2 separate regions of the Mus musculus genome follow, and region 2 is linked to region 1. The links are chromatin contacts, found by Hi-C or POLR2A ChIA-PET in ENCODE. All regions are on one chromosome and are shown on one strand. The core of a region is the stretch at or near the end of the contact, and the rest is flanking DNA. Distances in the headings are between cores, read along the strand shown.

Region 1 (6,857 bases), core at 1,541-4,040:
GTGTGTATCCATGTTTTAGTTGGTTACAACTTAGAGGTACAGACTTTGGCAGATGAGAGAAAGAATTAATTACAAGGACATGATGGGGAGAACTGAACAGTCTAAATAATCAATTGTAGAGAAAGGGAGGATGAAGGCCATGGCTGCCTGTTCTGAGAGACGCTGCCTCGGGGCACCTCCAGGGGAAAGTGCTCACTTGATAGTCAGCACAGGAAGCCACACTGAATGACAGTTACACACCAGAGTGGGCTCCTCTCTGGAAATTAGGGACATGTAGATGCTGATCAGGGAAGAACATCAGATGTACAACCCATGGTAGGATGAGTTCTGTCTTCTCTTTGTTATTCACAGTCAATATGGGCACATGGAGAAACTGTTACTGCACTAGACAACACCATGAGCTGACAGCATCAGAACAGATCCATACCCTACCTGGATAAAAAGGGCTTAGTAATAAAAATACCTCATGGGGCTATTATAAGGATTGAATGAGGAAGCACATGAGAAAGTACATGCATATTTCCTTGTACAGACCACTAAAGGTACTTTTTAAACCTAAATAAAGGCTGCAAGGTAAAAGGAATGGGGTTACAATGGCTTTTTGATGTTTGTAGCCAACAAGGACTTGCAAAGTTATACATGTTGGCAGGTGGTAATAATTGTAAAAATGTGTGAATCGTAGCTGCACTTAGATTTTCTCTGACAGAGTTATTAATCTGTGTAAGTAGAAGTGTTAGCACCCAAGTGTATTATCTAAGCGGGAGTCCAAGAAACATGATTCACAAAGGGACTGGATAATTTGTCCCACTTTTGATTCAGTCCTACATCCTCTGCTATAGTGTGTAAGCTGTAAATCAATTTAGAGCACTTACAATATGCATCATGTAAGAACCAGTTGGATAAACACACATTCATAAGGAACACTTGTTATATATGTATCCCTATAAAATGCCGGGAATAATCCTGAGTAGTATTGTGTTTGTTCAAGTCAATTCACCACAGATCATCCAAGTCCCAAGAGGAGTTCTGCTTTAACACATCTATCAACAGCCTCAAGGAAGTCACTCACAGAGCTGGGACAAGGGGGGGAGGGGCAGGCACATTGGGTAAACATGCGAAGAAGCCCTCTTTCTCTGGCCCCATGCTACTCTGTGGGCTCCCAATTTCAAGTCCTTTCTGCCCCACCCACTTTCTCTACTGTTCCAATCTTGTTGACAAAAAGCAAATTGTAGGTGTAATAATAGAAGAGAAACATTTGTTTTCTTACTAGGAAAGTGAGTGCTTTATTTGTTTATGGACTTTTGAACTGTGAACTTGCTGTGTAAGAGGCTACTCTCAGGCTTGTGACAATGCCCTGATTCTGCCTCCATGGTCTGGAATTTCAGGTGTCCACCACCTAGTTGGCAGTTCATAATTGATGTGTGAGTTACTTGTTTCTATTATTATTTATATTTGCCAGCCAACTATAAGTATACAGGGATCCTACCCCCCCACACACACACACCACACACACACACCTTTAATCAGTTGATATTAAAATCCATTATGCAAAGAGGTTCATTGAAAAGCATAAAGATAGTTATAATAAATATTAACAATTATGAGTGTTGGCCAGAAATGAGCTAAGCAGTTGAACATTATATCTTCAAAATAATCTGATAGAGTGACTATTTGTTCCCATTGTACAGATAAGGAAACTGAGGCTTAGTGGTTTCAATAAGATGTCCAAAATCCCAGTGGCAACAACTGATCTAAGAACTAAGTCAAGCCTGACACCGCTGTCGATGTTTTCCACTGAGTCTATGAAAATGTCCTGCTGGACTTTTAGCAGTCATCACCGGCCCTCTTCCTGTCTGACTCAATAGTCAAAGCCTCTGGGGTCGTGAACCCTCTTATGATGTCACCTGATACAGAGATCCTCCCTTTCTCCAGTCTCTTATCTTGCTTTTGCTGACTTCCCTTCCAGCCTTTGCGCTGTGTGCACTAAAACTCTTTCCATTGTAAATAAATGTTCTCACACCCTGTTCCGTGGTCTGCTTCACCTCCAGGCTCCAGTGCAATGGTGATTCCCTATGAAGAACATAGCTTTCCTTCCATTGCTCTCAAAGAAAATAGTGAACTGGAAACAGAATTAGGAACTGGTATTTATCTTAACCTAGCCCCAAACTGCATATCCCATCCTCTCCTTCACTCTCTGAATTCATATCTGTGTGTTGAGACCCTCTGACAAAAGGAAGGCAGCAATTTCTTAAGTAAGGCAGTCCCTGGGACAGTCTCAGCTGATTGGATGACTCCCCTGGGAGCCTGGAATGGTGGCAAGGAGCTTCAAGATAGATTCCTCAAAGGTATATGGTAGACTTCAGAGTTTGATTGCCATGTATTTATGTGTCTGACTGTCTATGTGCCAGTGTGTTTGTGTGTATATGCATGTGTGTGTATGTTTGTGTTTGTGTGTGTGTGTGTATATATATATGTGTGTGCTGTGTGTATGTGTGTGGGTGAATATATGCATATGTATGTATGGGTATGTGTGTTGTGTGTGTATGTTTATCTGTGTGTATCTGTGGGTATGTGTGGATATGTGTGGTGATATGAGTAGGTATGGGCCTCATAGATTCATGTACTCGGATGATCATACAGAGTAGCACTATTAGGAGGTGTGGCCTTGTTGGAGGAAGTGTGTCACTGCAGGGGGCATACTTTGAAGTCTCATATGCTCAAGTTCCATCCAGTATGGATCACAGTCTCCACTGTCTCCTCTGCCTGCTGATCAACACATAGAATTCTCAGCCCCTTCTCCAGCATCATGTCTGCCCAAGTGCTACCTACCATGTCAACGGACTAAACCTCTGAAAATGTAAACCAGCCCTAATGATAAGCTTTCCTTTATAAGAGTTGCTGTGGTCATGGTGTCTCTTCACAACAATAAAAACCCTAAATAAGATGCTATGTATATATGTTTGTGGTGTGTGTTTGTGTGTGTGTTTCTCTGTGTGTATGTGTGTACATGTATTGTGTGTATATGTACATGTGTGCACATATGCACACATATGGACAACAGCCCTCCACCTCAGGTGTCTTCTTCCCAAATCCTTTTCTACCTTGTTATTTAAAGCAGGTTTTGGTATAGATACTTGTGTCATACCCAGTTTTTCTATGGGCATGCTAGTTGTCTTCATGGCAAGTATGCTACCCACTGAGCCACCTCCCAGCCCCTGGGTTGCTCATTAACACACCCTGCAGTGCCAGTGCCAGTGCCAGTGCCAGTGCCAGTGCCATCAGCCTCTCCCCGGTGCATTTAGCAGGGCATTTCTGGCATCGCCTCCAGGCCCACTACTTGGATCCAGCCTCTCACAGCCCACTTCTGACATCAAAGCCAAAACAAGAGAGAAAGGGCATTAAGAAGCCAGGGAACAGAAGTAGGTTGATGTGGATATCATTTTCTAATTGTTTTGGGCTTCGCCAGACTTTCTTATAACCTCGCAAGCTGCCTGCACCCCCATGCCATCCATGAAATGTGCAGTTGCAGCTCCCTTGCTTTGGTGACCTTTGTCCTAGCTATCATGTTTGTGTCCCTTCACACTTTCCCATCTTGCCTAGGCCTTTCTTCTTCCCAACTTTGGCCATCTTCAGCCCAGATAAACACTGCCAAAAGAAATCCTTACAACATTCAACCTACGATCTCCTCGTCCACAGTCATAGCATCACCTCAAGGTGCCCAGTGCTCAAAGGCCCAGTCCGATATTCTAGTATTTCATCTCTCTCTGCTTTTGTCTGTCTGTCCATCTTTCTTCCTTCCTTCCTTTCTTCCTTTTTTGTTTCTTTTCTTTGTTGTAATTTTGAACTAGGGTCTCACTGTGTTCTCCAGAAGCCCCTGTTCCTCCATTATAGACATCACCCATCTTAACTTCATGTAATTTTTCATTCTTCCCTTCTCTTCTTAGCAGTAAATCCCGTTTTCCCCAGACCTGAAAACTAGCAGAGGAATTGCCTTTCCTTGCACTTTCCCTTGCACTTTTCTGAACCAGCGTCAGCTTGTGTTCTGGTGAGCAATGAAGTGTCAGGCCAGTGGAATCCTCTAAAAGTTGCACAGAAATAAGGCACATGGCTAAAGACACAGAGATTAGACTAGCAGGACAAATGGGTATTATCTGAACACACCAAATATAAAAAAAAAAAAAAACCCAAACATTTTAGGAAAATAAAACCCACAGGACATGGTGACACATGCCTTTAATCTCAACAATTAGGAGGCACAGATCTCTGAGTTCTAGGCCAGCCTGGTTTACAAAGTTTCCGGATACCCAAAACTATACAGTGAGACTCTACTTCAAAATCGCAAAAGAAAGAAAGAAGGAAAGAAGGAGAGAAAGAGAAAGAAAGGAATAAAGAAAGGAAAAGCCTTATTGTTTGTACAATTATTAATGTACAAATTGGCAATAATAGAGAAAATTTGAAACATTTATCTTCCTTTCTTTCAGCATCACTGTTTCCATGTATACAAGCATTCCAGAGAAGTAGAAAATTCTTTACAAATGATTTTTAGGATCTAAAAATAGAGGGAAGAGGTTTTTTTTTTCTTAATCATCATCTTATAACCACTAACAAAACAGCTAATTTAGGCAAAGCCATGAATTGTATTACAGGGTTTTGTTTGTCTATTATCTTTCCATGAACGTAGGGACTCACACACACTAGGCAAGTGCTCTACCATCGAGCTTTGTCCCATCAATCATCAGGGAATTAATCCAGGAGATGAAACCTTATACATTTGGCTTCAGAGGCTGGCTTGAAACTTGTTACATAGTTGAGGATGGCATTGAACTTCTAATTCTCCCGTCTCTGCCTCCCCAATAACTTGGGTCACAAGTTTGTGTCACCATGCTCAGTTTATAAGTGCTGGGATCAAACCCAGAGCTTCATGCATGATAGGCAAACATGGCAAGTCAAGCTACAATCCCAGGCCTAAGTTAAATTGATTGAAAACACCTGTAGAGTTTTTATTCTCCCCATCTTCCCTTCTCTAGTCTGGGTCCAACCCAGCCTCAAGCTTTGCCCTAAATACTCAAGTCAGCAGCTAACTGCGCCTGTCATGTGTACAGACACTGTGTGTACCACTCTCTGTAGACACTCGCTGCTTTGAGTGGTCAGCAGGGAGCCACAGTGAGGATTCAGACTATATCATGACTCTTGGGCACTGAGTGTCTGAGCAAATGAGGCGTTGTATCTACTTTGCCTCAGTTTTCCCATTTGTCAAGTGAATATGATTCAGTGTCCTTTGATTGTTCAAGGACTGACTGGCTTATCTTGGCTCTTTCCTTGGCACCAACCCAAGGCACTTTTCTCCGTTTTCTGAGATGCAGCAGTCAGTAGGTTTCCTGCATGAACTGTCCTCAAACATCATTTGGAATTTAACAACTAATCTGCCTTCCATGGTAATTTTATTCTCACTTTGCAGCTGCCCTGCGAACGTCCCTGGAAATTAAGCAGTTAATGGGAGGAATTTTAAAGTTTGCTCACTAAGATCCATTAGTCACGAAGTTAAATGTATACTCAAATGGAATAAAAGAAATGAGTGTGTGATACACGGGAAGAGAAATATTTTTTCTGAATTTCTGTGGTATTTTTGTGTCTGTGTACAGACTGGTTATAATGGGTAGACTGTTAAATTTGAGTTACAGTGAAAAGTTAAGTTTGAAAGCCATGGTTTAAGGGAGTGTGAAACCTACCAAAAGAATCAAACAAACAGACAGACAAACAAATAAAACCCCAGTGCATTATGAATGAATGGCCAGAAGTTTACCTAGGTATAAGTATTGGCACTGCAGCATTAGCACCTATTTTTTAACAGCACCATTGAGCATTTTTATGGTGTGTATACATTGATGGATGAGGGAGAGGAGCAGGAAGAAGAAGAGGAGGAGGAGGAGAGGGGAGAGAAAAGAAAAATCGAGCAAGGGAGGGAAGGAGAGTCCATGAGATTCAGCAGTAGTAATTTGATTGAACCACAATTTAGTTTAATACTCAGTTGGGATTTTATTAAATCACATGGCTACATTTTAAAATTACTATTGTGCCACCAGGTTAAGTAATGATGTGGGCTTCTGGGTCTCTTGCTTTGAAACATTCCAGATGATGGGCGTGCAGTTCTCAGCTTGTTGTTGGGGAGCACTCTTAGTGGTCAGCAGGGCAGGGCAGCCTCCCATCCATTCACAGCTCTGATGGATTGGATGTGCATCTGCATTTATGAGTTTGAAAAATGCCGGTTCCTTTCTGTGTTCCTATATGTAGAAAAATATCTTAACCTTGTCATCTCCATTTTAATGAAGAATTTATTGACCCGCGGCTTTTTAATTGCTCTTTAAACTTTCTGAAAATATCACTCTTTTCAACAAAACTCAGGCTATTGCAAAAGCGAGTTATTAACAGAAACGAAATCCTCATATTTCAAACATAATTCCCAGCCTAATAAGGTTTCTGTTTGTGTGTCATTCACTGGACTTGGTGGAAAGGTGTCTGACCATATTTGAGTAGAACGAGGCCCTTGAAAGATACACTTCTCCATCTAGGAGAAAGTCTCAACTGTGTCTTTCTGTTGACTCCGTGGTCATTTTATAGAATTGAATATTCTTGGCCCAAGGGAACAGAATTAACATTCCAAATACTTTACATCCTAGTAAATTTTTGTGGTGAACAATTTAAATGCATTGAGTTTTGAAACCAGAAACCCCACCTTCCAAAATTCCAGGCTACCTTAGGATAGTTTTGCACAGAGAGCTAAGTTTCATCTTTACCAAACCTATTTTTTTCCTATCTGTGAAATGATGATGATGGCGCCATGTCATAATTCAGGCTAC
Region 2 (6,857 bases), core at 1,352-3,851, 39 kb after region 1:
ACTTACAAATGATACAGAGAATGTTTTCATTTCAGTTGACACCAACCTAAAAAGCCAAAGGTCCTTTCCTAGTATTTCCTCATAACAAAGAATTTCCTAGATGGTAGACACTGTTGTTAAGCTGACTGAACAAATACCTTGAAAGAGAAGTCATTCCACATCGAACATCCAAGATTCCATTCAGCGCATATTTGCTGAATGCCCAATCGACACCTGCATCTTGTTTATTCACAGAAAATGCACAGTGGGTTCGAATTGTGAGCCTGAACGGTGCTTAGCAGTGAGATCCCAAGAGGTCGCCAGATTCCTATTGAAGAACCTGCTGCCTACTGAAGGAGAAAGAGTACCAACAGGTCACGCTCAGCTGGACGTGGTGGACGTGGTGGTACAGGCTTTTAATCCCAGTGCTCAGGAGGCAGAGGCAGGTGGACCTGTTAGTTCTGGTCTACATAGCAAGTTCCAGGCCAGCAAAAGCTACATAATGGGACCCTGTCTCAGCAAAACAAAGATTAACTTTGGGATGCTAGGGGAAGTTTCCCAGTTGTAGAGAGCTGTGATATTAAACAGTGATACAAGCCAGTGTCTCTCCCTTAAGGGAATAGAAGGCCTCCTGGAAATTTGGCATGAAAACAAAGTTTGTGTAAATCCCAAGGTTTTTCTACAACTGCACTGCACAATTGGAAATGTTTTCCCACAGAATAACCTTTCAAAATGCTCAGTGTATGACCTGGAATGAGAAAACTGTATCGTGTCTGTGTTTTGACAACTGGAGTTTACATTTCCAAGGTAATACTGCTTCTTTTTTTGCAGTTTTCTTCTTGCTGTTCATGGTTTTATTCTTGCAATAATTTGCTGAATCTGAGTTTGACACTACCTTCGGACCAGAAATATTCCTTTCTTTCTATGTGGCATATCCTGTCTTCTCAGGTGGCTCTGGGTTCTACTTCCTCTTCCTGGATATCTGTTAAGAGAACTGTAGCAGGTAGCCCAGCCAAACAGTGTGTGTTCTCAGCTGATCTGCTTGGGTGGTCTCAGGTGTTGAAGAGGATTGAGTTATACTCAGCATCAGCTCAGTTCATTGGTTAGTTTAGAATAAGGAATGTCTGCGTGTCTTCTATTTAATAAATATTTATTAGCCACCCACCCTGCATAATCAGAATCACAGTCCACATGCCTGTGGTGACGCCAGGTGACATGGAAAGACAAGCATCAAATACTTGTTTGTAACCAGGATAAAACTACAGAGGACAAATACAGGTTTCTGTGAACACATGTCCAAGGAACCGACTTTGCATGATAAGCCACGGTCGGGAACGGCTTCCTTGGAAGTCATGTCTCAGCTGAGCTTAGAAGGGTAAGCCGAATGTGTCTTCAGATGGAAGGCTGAACACAGCCCCTGGGTCTGCAGGGAACAGGAAGTTGTAGGGCAGTTCTGGGCCAGCAGGGCCCCTGCAAAGGCAGCAGAGAAGGATGAAGGGAAAGTGTAGAATCTGTGCCTGAGCTCAGGCACCCCATTACTGACTTGCAGGCCTGGCTTCACAGCTCTATCAATTTTTAAAATGTGTTTTGTTTGTGTTTGCGTGGTCTCCAAATAGCAGAAAATCTGTGGATTAGTATATAAGGGGAAATGTATCTACACAAAACAAAAGGCCTTAAATACTGAGAGTGTTAGAACACATCTCAGATCAACCCAGGTCCAGCTTCAGCCTATATTTTGCCCATTCCCTATCCCCCATTCCCCATTTCCCATCCCCCATTCCCCGTCTGTGGTTTTTCCCTCTTCTCATCCAGAAAAGGCTGGCCTCAGGCACAGACACCATTCAGATAGGAGGAAGAGGGAAATGTACTGTGCTGGGTCCATTTTCAGAAACTCTCAGAGTCCCAGGAATCCTTGGTAACTATCTTCCTGTTCCTCACTGGCCAGAATGCAGGCCAAACAATAAAGGCCTGGAGAGAAGTAGCAGCAAGCGGAGAAGGGCTTCAGGGACACAAATGACATTTGATTCTACTTTACTGTTCCCTCACTCCAGGCAAGGACTCAGCTTTTACATCCACAAGGGCAATGGGACGCTGTGGTTCTAAGGGCCTCTACCTCAGAGTTGCTAAGGCATTACTTAGCCTTCAGTCAATAGGATTTCCCACAGGGCACTACAGTCTGGTCAGGAGGGCTGGGTAGTCCATCCCATTCTATCCTTAACACAGTGAGGAGAACAGAGCAGTTTCAGGGAGGCAGCATGACCACATCTGTGTTAGACCGAGGCCTCAGTTTATCCTTTAACACACATTTCCCAATTTATGCAGGATTTCGGCACAATGCTGTCTTCGCTCTCGGCTTACTCTTCTTTGTAATTCTCCTTTGGCAACCTCAAATGTTTTGAGATGTGTAAAATTAGAATCAATTGCAGGTGTCTGAGTTCCTTTGATTTTGACTTTTTAAAGGTTTTTTTTTTTAAACTTGGGGCAACTTAATGCCATAACAACAATTGTCTGAGAACGCACCTATAGTTTAGGAAGGAATTAGCCCTACAGATTTGACTGCACTTAGTGACCTTGTGCCCCTCTACGAAGAGCCATGGCTCTCTTAGTGTGTCTAAAGGAACCCGTATGCATTCCTTAGCTCTCCCCGCCCCCGAGGCCCTTCCACTTCCTTCCTATAGTTTTTTTTTTAGAAACAAGTGTGTTTTTCTCACGTCCGGCAACAAAGGATGTTTTGTGCTGCTACTGAAGTTGTGTGTGTGTGTGTGTGTGTGTGTGTGTGTGTGTGTGTGTTACTTCAAAACTCCTTCTAGAAAGTGCTATCTGAATCTACATAGAGTTAGTAGAACTTTATCTCCAGTGAAAGTCTCTGGTGATTATTCTTGTCTCTGTGTGGCGTTGCCACAAGTTAACTTCAAAATCACTTTCTTGTGGGTTTTGAAGTAATCTAATTATAACCTAAATTGAAATTAACTCAGAATTCCTTCATAAGTTTTTATCCCTTAAAAACAGTGTCTAAGAAATTCTCTCAATATATTGCATTGATCCTAACATTCCTGTTCTGTACGTATGCTTTTTGGTTTTTGTTTGCTTGTTTATTTGTAGAAAGACGTTTTTTGTGGCTCAGGCTGGCCTCAGACTTGCTAGGGATGGCTTTCACCTCTGACCCTCCTGCCTCATCTGTCTGCCACTGCCATGCCCACTTTCTATGCCTTTCAAAGATTGTCATGTATCCCTTGAGTCTCCTGTGTAGTGAACACTATGGGCAGAGAGAGCCAGGATGAGCAAACATAAGTGCTGGTGACATTCACAGAGGAAAACTGCCCATCTCAGAACAGCATCCCATGTAGCCATCGGGTACCTCCTGGCATTACACGTTTCCATGCCATTGTAAATCAGCCAGCAATGAAACAAGATGTTGTAAACAAATCTGTTAGGCAACTGAGAGTTGTACTACAGACCCTGCGGGACGATTGATCTTCTCATTGTCAGACAATGTAAGTCCTTTAAAACATATGCTTAGGAGTTTGTTTGTTTGTTTGTTTGTTTGTTGTTTTTTGTTTTTGTTTTTTTTTTTCTGGAAAAATATATGAGGTCTATACCCCAGGCTATCTCTCTCAATGGACAAAAAACTGGTATGAAATGAGCCTTGAAACCTTCAGGAACATTTTGGGTTTGGTGTCACCTGCTACCTGAAACACGCACCCCGACCCTGCCCAGTCCAATCAAGATATTTGGAAGAGGCAGCCCTTAACTGAGCACTGACTAGCCATCCCGTTGGCTGTTCCATAAGCAAATAACATTGGAGGTCTTCTACCTGCTTTTAGTAAATGACAAGCCCTAGAGTCTAGATATGGAGACGTCTCCTCTGTGTGGATTCATAATTCCTCTTACACTGGTGGGAAGGAAGGGGGCTTGTAAGCTGAGATCAAATTGATTTCTAAGTTCTTTGACATTTGGCATTTTAACTCAGCATAACTCAGATGGTTTCCAATAGTTATCTTAACATTGATTTTTTTTCTTTTTCTTTTTTTCCTCTTAACTCTACAAATCAAAAGATTCAGAAAATCAAAGCCAGCTTTTCTTGAATTGTCTCAGAAACAAATGGAAGCTGTGGAGTGGGTGTGGACGAATTGGTTGGCTCATTTTACACATGATGCAAACTCCATTTGCATTCTCTCTTCCAAGTACCCTTGTGCTTCCAAGCAGAGCAACACTGCGATGCTGCCTGTAGTAGTCTGTAAAAAATGTTCAGGGCCTATCAGTTTAGTTGAGGAACTAAGTAATTAGAAGAGATTAGATGTATTAATTTTTCACACATTTATTTATTGATTGATTGATTGATTGTGTGTGTGTGTGTGTGTGTGTGTGTGTGTGTGTGTGTGTGTGTGACAGAGAGACAGAAATAGGGGGACAGAGAGACCACGCACGCGTGCGCGCGCACCTGCGCTCACCTGGGTGTGTCTGGTTAGGTCAGAGGCTAACTTATATGCATCTTGGGAATAGAACTTGGGTCTTTGAACTTGACAATATACACAAGGAGGCACAGTAAAGGAACTGATGGGATGAGCACTCCATGGTGCCTTTAGGGGGAAGGTTTCTATTGTGAATAATGTTGTAAATAAGAGAAAAAAATACCTAAAGATATCTGGAAGAGCCCAGAGCAGAGAGGGGGAAAAAAGCAGATTTGGCCAGAGCTACCTGTTAGAGGAGGGAGAAGAGCAGAGACAGGAAACCGTTGTCATTGTAAAGGTATCAGGAAGCAGGAAAGCCTGTGGTATGAGAAGGCCTACTGTGGAGGTAGGTACTCGTGTGTAGGGACTGAGGGAGCTGGGAGCACTTGGGTTTTGCTACGCAGTCACAGGTGTATGTCAATGGAGCCGTAGGTCCCCAATGGGGAGTGATTCCATTTGGCAGGTGGGAGCTGCCAGATTCAAGTATATGGGCCTATGGAGCTGTTCTTATTCTAACCACAACACTGGCTTCTATATAACCACTGGGAAATTCTCCTATAATCAGCTTAAGCTCATTTCTGGTTATATGGGCTATTTGAGACCTAACAGACAAATGTTGTTGCATGCTGAGCCTTCTCACAGCGCTGGACAGGTTACAAAAGTATATGATGTAGAAACGTGGGTTTTTATATCACTAACCTAAACTGAAGCACACCATAAGCAAGGCAAGCTCGTGCAGAGATTTGTTAGACAAATGATGATGGTGATGATGGTGATGATGATGATGAAGATAGTTGCCTTGTGGGTTGGGGAACATGCAGAAAGTATGATTGGCAGAGAACATGCCAATGCCAGGCTGCCTGTGTTTCATTCAGCTGTACTGTCTATGGCAGCAATGACCCTGGGATAGCCTAGTGTGACTGTTGTGTGTGTGTCAGCCTCTCCTTTGCAAGTAGCTGTTACTGAGGAAGGACAATGTGGCCAAACCAACTGAGAGGTGATTTCATTTTGGTTCATAGTTCCAGAGGACTGGGGTCCAGAATGGCAGTACAGATTTCAGCAGGTGGGCTTGGCAGCTGGACCAGGGTGCTGAGAGCTCACATATTGGAAACACAAAGCAGAGAACAAACTCAAAATGGTGTGAGCCTTTAAACTTTCAAACTCCACCTAAATGACAAACTTCTTCCATCAAGGGCCTATCCCTTAAACTTCCTGAAATAGAACCACTGACTGGAGACTAAGTGTTCAAAACCAGGGCTATAAGGGACATTGTCACTCAATCCACTTTATTCCTCTCCCTGGTCCTTACAGGTTCATGGGTGTATCACATGAGACAATGGCCATGACATTGGTCCTCCTCTCCTGTCTACTATGACTTGTATGTGCATAAAAAGAGTTAACACATTGAAGAACCTGGAAACTGTGAGTCACACAAAGTCCTCTGTCCAAGTATGTACAGCCTGCAAAATATTGCAATAGACAAAGGAGTTGACATAGATACTCAAGTAGATACATTGGGTATCTTCAGTGCCCAATAAATAACAGTTCACTTCTTTATCTATTATGTTCTCTTTGTGTGTGAGATGGTTGTGGTTGAGAGGACAGGATAGAGGAAAGGGAAAGAGATAGGAGGGAAAGAAGGAAGAGAGAAAAAGAGAATATACTTCCAAATGACATAAAGAATGTAAACTTCTTTTGGACAGAGTACATAGAAGAATAAAAATAAACCAGGCCATAGAGGAGTAACTTTCAGTTATGTTTGTTATGTGTTTTAGTTTAGAGTGATTTTGGTAGGTTTTGTTTTATTTCCATTTGGTATTTTTAAATGGTTGGTTGGTTTCTTTGTTTAGTTGGTTTTTTTTTTTTTTTTTTTTTTTTTTAGCCAGATTCTCACTGTGTCGTCCCAGATATTATAGATCTCACTATCTAGCATTGGCAAGCTTTGAACTCACAGGCGTCCTCATGCCTCAGCCTCTTGAATTGTGGGAGTAGAGGCATAACCTGCCATATTCTGCTTCCTAAGGGTTTGTTTGGTCTGTAGTGACAAGACTCTTTTTTCCACCCAACTTTCTGTAACATTTTCATTGTGCGTAGGACTTCTAATGCCTCCTAAGGTGGTTGAGGTTCAAAGGGGACTGTTAACACATAATCCCAGCTAACTAGCCCATGCAGCACCTCAAAGAAACAAGTAAAACCAACTATGGCCACAGCAAGCTCTTGAAGGAAGCTCAGAAATGGACCGCTCACTCTGCTCTGAAATACTCCTGTGCACCCCTTCTATTTTTAGTAAAACAGAAAGTTTGAGGAACCAGTTTTCTCTGGGTAATGTCAGCCTTGGGGTTTTTGGTAAGATTAGAGATTGGACAGACACAGGGTTTAAGTTAGGACCAATCACTCCTCATGTAATTTGTAAACACTACATTATTG

The links. A loop is a pair of places that touch in the nucleus more often than their neighbours do. ChIA-PET counts read pairs that join two places held with the same protein, here RNA polymerase II (POLR2A).
Region 2: a loop to region 1 is called in a map of heart, with 2.9 times the contacts of the local background. The contact joins the enhancer-like site here to the promoter of Phxr4 in region 1. A Hi-C loop is called at or near these places in 1 of 37 maps with a recorded cell type or tissue (heart). POLR2A ChIA-PET finds 5 or more read pairs at or near these places in 1 of 5 experiments (Patski).

Annotation. Positions count from the first base shown.
Region 1 is chr9:13,428,571-13,435,427 of GRCm38, forward strand. It overlaps Phxr4 (per-hexamer repeat gene 4), which reads left to right and starts at 2,791. Exons shown (of 1, transcript NR_028271.1): 1 at 2,791-4,181. All of the region lies in intron 1 of Maml2 (mastermind like transcriptional coactivator 2), which reads left to right.
Region 2 is chr9:13,467,555-13,474,411 of GRCm38, forward strand. All of the region lies in intron 1 of Maml2 (mastermind like transcriptional coactivator 2), which reads left to right. Among named protein-coding and RNA genes, the nearest start is that of Phxr4, 40 kb to the left of the region's middle. Within about 2 kb of position 2,602, at least 1 of the 3 ENCODE cell types and tissues checked has a DNase peak (open chromatin) inside an H3K27ac peak, as active enhancers do; it is heart, where a contact is called at or near this core.